Regions from separate parts of the Homo sapiens genome. Here region 1 is linked to region 2. Evidence: chromatin loops called from intact Hi-C (ENCODE). Cell type or tissue: PC-9. All regions are shown on one strand. Each heading gives the region's core, and the rest is flanking DNA. Links, peaks and the distances in the headings are about the cores only. Region 1 overlaps LINC02532 (long intergenic non-protein coding RNA 2532). Region 2 has its middle 82 kb from the start of LINC02532.

Region 1 (5,380 bases), core at 267-5,266, 120 kb before region 2:
AAAACAACTAATCCCAATGGGAAACTGGAGGGCTAAGCAGACACCAAAAATAGAGGCTCTGTCTTATAGAACGTGCATATTGTGTGGTGCATGTATGTGCATGTGTGTGTAGGGGACAACACTGATACAACTCTGAGGACATATATCAGTCACAATAACACAAACGATTCCTAGTGGTGCAAATGACTTGAGACCTTCACCTGCAACATGGCTAAGAGGCTACAGAAGACAGAAATTCAGAGGAGTGAGTGAGGATTCAGGGCAATTATCACAGACAACTCTTCAGCTGACCTTAACGTATGTATTTATCAGAAACAAAGGGAGGGAGGTGAGGAAACTCGGTCAGTAGAATCAAAATGTTCTGGCTTATCTGATATCTTCCCCCTTGGGCCTGAAATCACCTACATAGCTAAGGGGGTTGTAAGAGAACCCAGAAGGTAAATTACTCCCAGTTACTTGCCACAGAGTGAGGTCCACGTGGGGAAGCCAGCTAGTAGACTGAATCTCCCCTGAGGGTTGGTAAGAACATGCAAAGAAAAGAGCCCTGCAGGGCTAAGTCATCCTCTTCTTCATTTTCAAGGAGCAGGGCATCATGGGCCTTTTTCATCACTTTTCAAAAGTCTGAGCTGTTTCTGTTGCTTCCATTTGTTCACCATGAAAAAATCTACTTAGGTGGTCACCCCAAGTGCTTTAACTCTCTTTATCTGGAGTCAACAGCAGAAGCTTGGCTAATTAACAAAATGATAAAAATCATAATGATAAATAATAAAAATGGCTTCTTATTGGTAAAATTAGTGATCAGTCAATTAACATGAAGCAAGTGAGAAATGGGCTTTTACTATTGAACCTAATGGTGTTCGAGACAAGTGGACTGGGGAAAGCATTAGGGACAGTCTCTACTCTTACGTAAGCTGGGTGTAAGATTTTGGCCAGCCCTTCACTTGTCACCTTTCTAAATGGCATAAGAAATATGATTCTGACCTTGTCCTGTGTTCAGCTGTGAATTCAGACAATTCAGTTACCTGGTGCAATTAAAATCTGGTCTTTAGAATACTGCCCTGTCACTCTTAAGAGGCCCTTTCATGTAGAGTGTGGACAAAGCACTGAAAAGTTCAGAGGGCTGGAAATTTGCCAAGCTTACAGAACCAGCTGCATGAACGATTTTGGATCTTCTTACTGATAAATATGTATGTGTGCCAGCATTTGGGCTGAGATCTGCTTTCATTATAATATTATAGGAAGTAGGGTTATGAGGAGATGAGGCTAATCAGATCCCACTACTTCTTGGCCAGGCTTGGGAACCTTAATGATGCAGAAAAGGGATTTCTATAGAGTCCAGGCAGCATTATTAATTTGTCCACTTCACAAATGTTTCTCACATAACTTCCATATGTCAGGCATGTGCTCCTGTGTACCACACTGAGGGTACAGTGTTGCATAGGGCAGATGTGCTCCCCTCCCTCAAACAGCTTACAGACCAGGAGACAAGTGATCAAGCAAGTAATTACGACCAGTGGTGAGTAATATGGCAGGGAAATGCAGAGAAGCGGGGACACAGAGCAAACAGAATACCCATGGGTGGGAGGTTGACATAGTGCCTCCTTTGTGCTGAAAAAACTCAAGTGCTAGAACTTATCCATACACCACTGGACAAATGCCTGAAGGCCACTGGTGGGCCTGACCCTATTACAGAATTTACAGCTCAAGGACATTTTGAAGTCCTATGGTCATCCTCTTCCCATCAGCTTGGGGTCACATGGACACCTGGTCCCCTCCTATTTTTATTCCAGAGGACACTGAGGTTCAAATACACATGCTGCGGTTGGCAGATTTTATCCCTAGAGACCAAAGTATGAAGAGGCTCCATGACTTGCCCAAGGGCATTTATTGAGTCAACAGTAGAAATGCGAAGAAAATTCTGTCACCTGATACTGGGGCCAGCTCCCCTTCCCTTGACACATCATCTAAAGGGGGAAATAATCTTCTGAAGTATCAAATAACTCTGGTATTTTGATGAGTGAGCAAGCTGGTAAGCAAATAATGAGAAAAGTGAGTGTTGAATTTCCCTTGACATAACCCTTTTGGAAAATGCAGCGGCAGATGCAAGAAGAATGTGACTTATATTATAATGAAAGCAAAAATATTTTCAAATAGATTCAGGGGGCTAATAAACAGAAGGTCTGGCTATGAGTGTCAGCCTAAAGGAGAGCAGAGAAAAAGATCCTAGAGTTCTCAGCCAGGCAAGATGACTGCTTACAATACACAGCTTTCATATAGGGAGTGAGTGTCCTTTTTCATCCTCTTAGTTACGTAAGGGAAAGGGAAAGGCATTCTTCAAACACAGATCACTTCAGAGTAGTCTCACTTGAGAAGCTAGTGACGTGTGCTGATAAAATGACGGGTGCTGGATTCTTGTTGAGATGAGGAAACAATGCCTTTGGGGGTAGAGGATCTGTGAATCACTCCCTCTGTGCCAAAGAAAGGGACTCAGGAGAAGCCTGGCCTGAGTGCTATGAGTCCACTGACCCCTCAGTCACACTAAATATCTATGAGAACCATGAAGGAATGGGCTTCTACATTTCAGATTGCGAATTCTGAAAAGAATGAAATTCCTTACAGAAGTTTATCTTTATTTTCTACTGGGTAGAATTTCTAGAAGCTTCTTTAAAAATTGTGGTTTCCTTGGCCTTAAAGAGTGATAATAACTTTTCCCTCAGCATAATTCTGCCCCACCCTAAAACAGCACTGTGTCTGGTGCTTCTTGTTTGTCCCAGTGGCAGCACCTAGGATTAGGTTTCTTCAGTCTTCCTGTAATAAAACAAAACAACATTGAAATGAGTTTCTATGATGGCTACCTTTATGTGTCAATTTGACTGGGCCAAGGGCTTGCCCAGACAGCTGGTAAAACATTATTTCTGGGTGTGTCATGAGGGTAGCTGCATAAAGAACACCTGCCCTCACCAATGTGGGTGAGCACCATCTAATCCATGGAGAACCCAAGTAGCGTCAAAAGGCAGAGTAAGGGTGAATGTGCTCCCTTCTTGAGCTGGGGCATCTATCTTCTGGCCTCAGACATCAGACCTATGTATATACATCAGGCCTATGTGTGTACCTCTCTATATATCCTATATATTGATATAAGATATATATCTATATAGATCTATAGATCAATAGGACAGATCTATATATAGGATATATACATCTATATATCCTATTCCTAGATATAGGATCCAATATATAGATCTATATATCCTATTGCTTCTGTTTCTCTTGAGGGCACTAATACAGCTTCTTTAGGATCTTTCCGTTTAAAAGAGAAAAGGAGGATGGCAAGGAAAAGATTTTCCTTTGACATTTAGTTCACTTGGAGGACTGTATTTACTGAAACATTTCTATGGGCTTCATTTTATAAAGGCAACCATACACAATCTGTCCATGTCAGTAGACACATAACATCCACACCCCCAGGCAATTTAAGATTAGAAAGCTCAGATCTGGTTGGCCTCGGTGTGCTCATTTGACTCCATTTTTCTTTCCTCATCTGCAAGATATTCAACATTATTATGTCAATGGATTGATTGTATTGAGGAAGAAGAGGAGATGTCACTAAAGTTGGACATCACTACTTTTTTCCCGGTTTTTCAAAGGTTTGTAGCATGGAAACAAATCTCTCTAGACTAAACTACACAAGAAGCCAATCCCCTTCATATGAAAAACATTCCACTTGACAGGACAAATCCTTTGATTTTTTTGCAAGGAAATTTTATGAAAGAGCCTGGAAGCTTGTTTACAGAGACTAGAAAAGAATAAGCTCCGTGGAGAGCTCTTTCCTGAGACCTGAACACCCAACTGTCTGCTGGACATCATTTTCTTAGACACCCCCAAATTCAACATGTCTAAAACAGAACCTATTGTCTCTTCTCCCTACCCCTCCAACCCTGCTCCACTGAAGTTGCTATCTTATTGATGCCACCATCTTCCACCCAGGTGTCCAAGCTAGAAACCAAAGAATCCTCCGTGAGGCCTTTCTCTCGCATCCTCTCCGCTATCCAGTTAGTTACTAATTCCTGTTACTGCTGCTTCCTACATTTCTCAAATATTTATCCACTTCTCTTCATTTTCACTGCCTGCCCTCCCCTGGTGGCGGCTCTGAGCATCTCTCATCTGGATCACTGCACCAGCCTCTTAATGGGGGGCCCTACCTCCTGCCTTGCCCTCCATCTGTTCCCTACATGCAAGAGAGTGATCCTTCTAAAATGCAAATCTGAACCCATCAGTTTTCTGCTGAAGATCCTTCCATAGCTCCCTACTGGGAATAAAGGTCAAACAATGCTTAGAAAGAACTTCTTTGTTTGAACTGGTTTATCTCTTCAAAGTCTTGACTAACCACTCCTACCCTCTCCTACTCCATCCTTGAGCTGTGAAAACTTGTAGGTCCCAGATGAATCTGCCTTGCGGTCTGTCTCCTCTTGGCCTTTGCATATAGTAGCCTCACAGCATGGAACACTCTTTACTCTCACTCTTCGCCTAGAAAACTGCTACTGCCCCTTCAGATCTCAGCTTAGAAGCCTCTTTCCAACTTAGCTTACATGCTTCCATAGCACAGCCTGTATGTCCCATTTCAAAGCTCTTGCCTCACTTGGGAATGCAAATGTCTATTTACTCATTTGGTTGTATTCACTGCTAAAATATATGCTTCTTATATGACATGTTAGAAAAGGCAAAACTATAGTGACAGAAAGCAGATCAGTGGTTGCCAGTAGCTGGGGGGAGGGTAGGAGATTGACTACAAGCAGTGCAAGCAATCTTTTCAGGGTGATGTAAATATTCTCTATCTTGATCCTAGTAGTGGTTATACTACCCCGTGCATTTGTCAAAATGCATCAAACTTTACACTTAAAATGAGTGAATTTTATTGTATAGCAAGTATACCTCAATAAAGCTGGTTGTAAGAAAAATTAATATGTGATCCTCCAGGGCAGGTTTATACTTAGAACCATCCCTGGCTCATAGTAAGTGCCTACAATAGGTAATTGTTAAACCAATGAATGGATAAACAAATCAATATTATTTCCTTTCCCCTATTGTTTTGTACAATTGGAATAAATTATTTTTTTAAAGATGTGCTTAAAAAGTGTTCATTTATGACCTACCTTGTCATCCCAGCAGTGGAATCAAATTTCTTTCAGTGAAACATGTAAACGTAAGACCTGTGCATGTCTTATGGGAGAAAATGTTTCCAGGATGAACTCACTCAGAGGAGGAGACAGCATTACAGTGGCGCCAGACAGCTGCAGCTCTACTTGCCCTAGGCACGAAGAGGGTGAGAAACAAATGCTTCAGGGGACTGGCTAGCAGCAGTTCTGAGGCCTGCTGCCCT
Region 2 (5,380 bases), core at 325-5,324:
GCGCAGAGCTGTGGCAGGTGCGGGATCCAGGCGGGTAGTGCTAGCTGAGCGCAGCCCTCCAGGCTGAGGGGGCGGAACAACCCCAGCAGGCCCTAGTGAAGCCCGGGCAGAGGCACCACCAGCTGCAGAGATTTCTGGCTGGCAAAGTGGCACCGAAAGGATCCTGTGTCACTGTCTCAAAGAAAAAAAAAGAAGAAGAAGGCAGATTAATTGGAGAACAGGCATACAGATTTATTAACGTGCACATGGGGAGAACCACAGAGTGGTTATCCACCACTCAATGAGGGTCAGAAGCTTATAGCCATCTTGAAGTTACAGAAAGAATGGGGCCTTGGATCCTGACAAAACAGGTTATGGGAGGTGGGAGAAGAGGAATTCTGTTGAGAGGCAGTAAAGGATTAATGGATCAGGGGCACAAGTTAACATGTAAATAGTTCTCTTTGGAATTCGAGTGGAGCCTAAGGGACAGACACTATCCTGTAAAAGCGTCTGTTTAGGTGTGGTTACCTTCTTGGTGTTACAGGAAGGAGGAGAAAAACACAATTTGTTTTTCGTTTTTTGTTTCTTTTTTTGGTGGGTACAGACTTTAGACTGATAAAGGAACTTTAGCCTCGCTTTGAGGGAGTCGGTGAGGGTTGAGGGGGGTGGCTTAGAGAGACTTTGAGGATTCTTCATCAGTTCAGTATGTCAAAGTAAACATACTTATTTTGAAATATCAGTTTGAGAACATATTTTGGGATATTGGTTTCTGAGTCCCAACATCCCTCATCTGTCTGTCTTCTATGCCTCTTTTAAGTGGTGATGGAAATGCTAGGAGACCAACTGAGGCCTTGTCGAGCTCAACACATCACAAAACCATTTCTCTCATAGGTCCTCCAAAGAAGGCTGAGCCCAGAGAGGGGCAGGGTGCAAGATGGCTCTTTATCTGAGACCCACATTGTTTATTCACTCAATTCCTCTCCAAAACAGGTCCCAAAAGTAAAAGAAATACTGGAAAATAAAACATTTCTTACTATTTCCAAGTGGTTCAGGCCATCTCTGCCCTTGAAGCCAGGTGGACCCACCTGTGAGGCTTGACTCCAGCAATGTTTTGATTCCCATGTTTTTTTTAACTCAAACTCCTCTCTCCATTGCCAGACTCCTGTTCTGTGATTTTTTTTTTATTCTGATTATTCCCAACACGTGGAACTTGGTGCTCCAACTTAGTTGGCTTCTCTACCTTCAGTATCTCCTAGTGTTTCAGGCAGGAGAGTGAAGTAATCAAAACCAGAGGCTGGGTGTGGTGGTGCATGCCTGTAATTCCGACATTTTGGGAGGCCAAGGCAGAAGGATTGCTTCAGCCCAGGATTTTGAGACCAGCCTGGGCAACATAGTGAGACCCTATCTGTACAAAACAAATTTTTTTAATTAGCCAGGCATGGTGGTGTGTGCCTGCAGTCCCAGCTACTTAGTAGGGTGAGGTAGGAGGATCACTTAGGCCCAGGAGTTTGAGGATGCAGTGAGCTATGATCATGCCACTGCACTCCAGCCTGGGTGAAAAGAAAGGAAATAAAAGAGGCAGGTAGGAAGGTCTGAGAATGCTTGCCATAGTTTTGCAAGATGTGATAAAGACTTATTCTTAGATAGGCCCAGTGAGGGTTCAATGTTCTTCCCTCCAGGAATACCAAGGCCACTCCAAGAAGTTGGGTGGAAGATATAGTGCCTCAATTAAGGCTGATGATCAGAGGAATCAAAAAAGCAGGAAGGAGCTCAAGGGGATTCTGAAAGTAGTATGTAGATGTTCCTGGTGGCTTTTAGTGAGATCCTCAAGCAGACCTGGCAGGTGCATCAATTACATTGGAACGGTTGGCATGGGGGCAGTTATGGGAATAGAAACAAGGGATAGGGGATAGACTTATCTACAGAATCTGGTAAGCAGTTGATATAGGGAGCAAAAAATCTGATAAATTCAAATTTCATATTGTAGGGAAGGAAAAGGACTTTCCTCTACCCTCTTATATTAAATGAGTGGGACCTATAAATTAAACTGAGAAAAGACAAATTAACAAGAAAAATGGCTTACGTGTGTGTGTGTGTGTGTGTGTGTGTGTGTGTGTGTGTGTGTGTGTGTTTCTTTTTTAAGAGACAGGGTCTCACTATGTTGCCCAGGCTGGTCTCAAACTCCTCAGTCCTCCCACCTCACCCTCCCCAGTAGCTAAGATTATAGGTACGTGCCACCATACCTAGCTACAAATTGTATTTGATGTAAATAGTGTAATTTTATTAGGTGCGCAAAGGTCTTCATGGAGAAAAAGAAAAGATCAAAAGAGGCAGTTAGACCAGGGGTTTATATACCACTTTAACAAAGTGTGATAAAGTTGTGAAGAAGTGACAAGACGAAGGAAAGGGGGTTTGGGCTTCTAGAGGTGATGAATTGCTGAAAGGTAAATATATGAGGGAAACTAATGACAGCTGGGGCTTTATTTTAGTAAGGTTTGTTTGTGCGGTCCCATCTTAGTGCCAATTTTTCTGTCTGCAGTGATAGGGTTGTTCTTCTCTGATACGGGAAAGGGGAGGGGGAACACCTTCACATAGGGAAATTTATGTCCTGCTTTTAGACAGAGAGGGGGAAGGCAAAAAGCTCTTCCTACGTTGGCTGCTTCTTAGTTGCCTCCAGCGCAAAACACTCCTTATGACAAATTGGCATAAGGGTGAGGTAGTATATTCAGAACTCCTTCAATATTCAAGTCTGGGGTAGTAAGGGGAATAGGAGGGGAATATCCAAGTTTCTGACTTGAAGCTAGGTAGGAAGTGGTGGGACTCACTAATGTAGAAAGAAAGGAAGTTGGTAGCAACAAGAAGTGGATGCGTTCAGAATAGGTGAAATAGAGAGTCAGAAACAAGAGCTGAAAGACTGTGCTTAGAGAGCATGATGCTGGAAGTGCATGAGCTGAAGCAGTCCTGAGTAATAGCAAGGTCCAGGATGTGGCCATGATATCCAAGAAGTTGAAACTGCTTGGAAATGAGCAGGTCTAGGGCCTGAGAGCTGAAAATGTTTGGATGAACACAGAAGCTGCTCAATATGTGGCCTCCTGGCATTACAGCTTTGCCTCCCCATAACTACACACAGTAAATGAGCCATCTCTCTCAGCTTTGGCCTTATGAACAATCTATGAACATTCCTTTCACATTACTTTTCAAGCTGCTGATAGAAATACTAAACAGGCCTGAGGCAGATACTTACCTTGAGTATGCTTGGAGAATTCCAAATATGCCTTGATGGTTTTGAAGTATTTTGTTTTATATGGTTAGGGAGCATTGTCAAGATAATGTTCAATGTAGCCGGGCATGGTGGCACATGCCTGTAGTCCCAACTACTCAGGAAGCTGAGGTGGAAGAATGGTTGAGCCCAGGAGTTTGAGGTTACAATGAACTATGATCACACCACTGCACTCTAGCCTGGGTGACAGAGCCAGACTCTGTCTCTAAAAAATAAAAATACAGAAGATAATGTTCTATGTATTCAGGGGACTAATCCCTCACTTCCAGTTATTTCCCACAACAGGTTGATTGTAAGGCATGGCACATGGAGAAGGGTGAGGTATTTATCTTGTGGTTTATTTCCTGGATTTTATAATTTATAGGTAAGTTATATCACCCCAAATTTACTGAGCCCAGGTCCCACTAATAACAAAAAGCTCTATATCTCCCATTAAGATATATGCAACATGCAAAAAGGCTCTTGGGCTTTTTAGCCATTATGTTTTCTGTTGCACTTGGACCTAAAACCTCAACTTCCATATTCAAGCCTGGGATGATCAAGGGGGTGGAGGGGAGTGCAGGGAGGTAGAATGAAGGGGTGCTACTGTCGGTAGACAGACTGAGATGGCAAGGAGCCTAGACAAATGAAGATAAATTGAGTCAGAAGATCTGGATTCTTGCCCAGGTCTGGCCCTTCTTAGCTCTGTGAATTGGGCAGGTCACTGAACATTGTCTACTAAGTAGGAGTTGTATTAGTTTACCATGCCTAGTTCAATAGGTTATCGTGGGTACAAAGGTGGAACAATGGATGGGAAGGTGCTTTGTAATTACTCATTCATTAGAGATGAGGGAAGAAACTGTTGGCACTTTTTATGAGGGAAGAATCTGTTGGGCCTGCATTTCCAACCATCTGCAAGACTTTGCTACATATTAACTCTGCCTATCACTATGCATAATCCTTCCCATTGGCAAGATCCTTTGAAAACCGAGGGCTGTCAGCAGAGCCACTTGATTCTGGTTATTGAGAAAAGCTTTTCCTGCCAGTTCAACCTAAGCCTGGGCCTTCCCTAGGCCCATTTTAGCACCAGGTGGCAGAAAAAAGAAAATCTGAATGTAAAACATCTTAAAGAGTCATTTTACATTTCCTGGAAGTCTCAGGGCAGGGGGCTGTAGCCCAGAAAGAGGAATTACACTCCTATAACACACAGAGAAACACTCTCAAATCCTAGCTGGAAAATCTTCTCCCCTAGGCCTGTCATGAAGACAGCTGCTTCCCTAAGTCCCTCTCATCTTCTCCCATACTCTTGCCTTCTCCACCTCTGCTCTCACTTCTTACTGAACTTTTTCATCCTAATTTGGATAATTTTCTGATGTTTTTCTCCATCCACAACCCAAGCAGCCCAGTGCAGCCCAACAGCTGAGCTTTGTTTGTGTATTAGAAGAAACTTATGGGCCAGGCTCAGTGGATAGAGCTTGTAATCACAGCACTTTGGGAGGCCAAGGCGGGCAGATCTCTTGAGGCCAGGAGTTCAAGACCAGCCTGGCCAACATGAAACTCCGTCTCTACTAAAAATACAAAAATTAGCCGAGCGTGGTGGCACATGCCTGTAATCCCAGCTACTCAGGAGGCTGAGGCAGGAGAATCGCTTGAACCCGGAAGGCAGAGGGAGGGAGCCGGCATTGTGCCACCGCAGTCCAGCCTCGGCAACTAAGGGAGACTCTGTCTCAAAAAAAAAAAAAAAAAAAAAAAAGGAGTATGAATACTTACTTTTTTTCCAGCTGCCTCTGCCCTGGACACACTTTTCCAGCTGTCTCTGCCCTGAAGCTGTGTATATGCCGGTGCATGGCCTGAGAAGAGATAAAGATCTCTCCTTTAGATCCTGGGAAGTGCATGCCAACACCGGAGAGCTGCCTGCTCTCAGGAGCTGGAGGCCCTTGGGTAGGCTGTAGGCCCCACACTGTGGCCCACTCCCTTCCTTCTCTTCTCCTAATAACCACTGCTGAACAAGTTTGAGTCCCCAGGCAGGTACGTGGCTCATAAATTGTTCAGCAAAGGGTGGCTGTTAAGATGACTAATAGTGTGCCATGAGCTGTAGGGGTATTCAAGGGAAATATGACCCAACTCTGCCTTGGAGAAGTT

What was found. A loop is a pair of places that touch in the nucleus more often than their neighbours do. Peaks named below come from ENCODE experiments on the same cell type or tissue, not always from the same donor. Only the 100,000 strongest peaks of a DNase experiment are listed, where the experiment ranks them.
Region 1: it touches region 2 in a loop (15-fold over the local background); 4 of 110 quality-filtered maps call a loop at or near these places.

The regions. Positions count from the first base shown.
Region 1 is chr6:106,744,481-106,749,860 of GRCh38, forward strand. The region is part of intron 1 of LINC02532 (long intergenic non-protein coding RNA 2532); the gene reads right to left. Among named protein-coding and RNA genes, the nearest start is that of MIR587, 37 kb to the right of the region's middle. RefSeq lists an enhancer at 3,867-4,792. In PC-9, for the core only: no CTCF peak of the experiment used is centred there; DNase peaks (open chromatin) are centred at 1,931, 2,391 and 2,831; H3K4me3 peaks cover 872 bases; H3K27ac peaks cover 3,426 bases.
Region 2 is chr6:106,867,050-106,872,429 of GRCh38, forward strand. No RefSeq gene overlaps it. Among named protein-coding and RNA genes, the nearest start is that of LINC02532, 82 kb to the left of the region's middle. In PC-9, for the core only: no CTCF peak of the experiment used is centred there; DNase peaks (open chromatin) are centred at 3,242, 4,002 and 5,212; H3K27ac peaks cover 2,892 bases.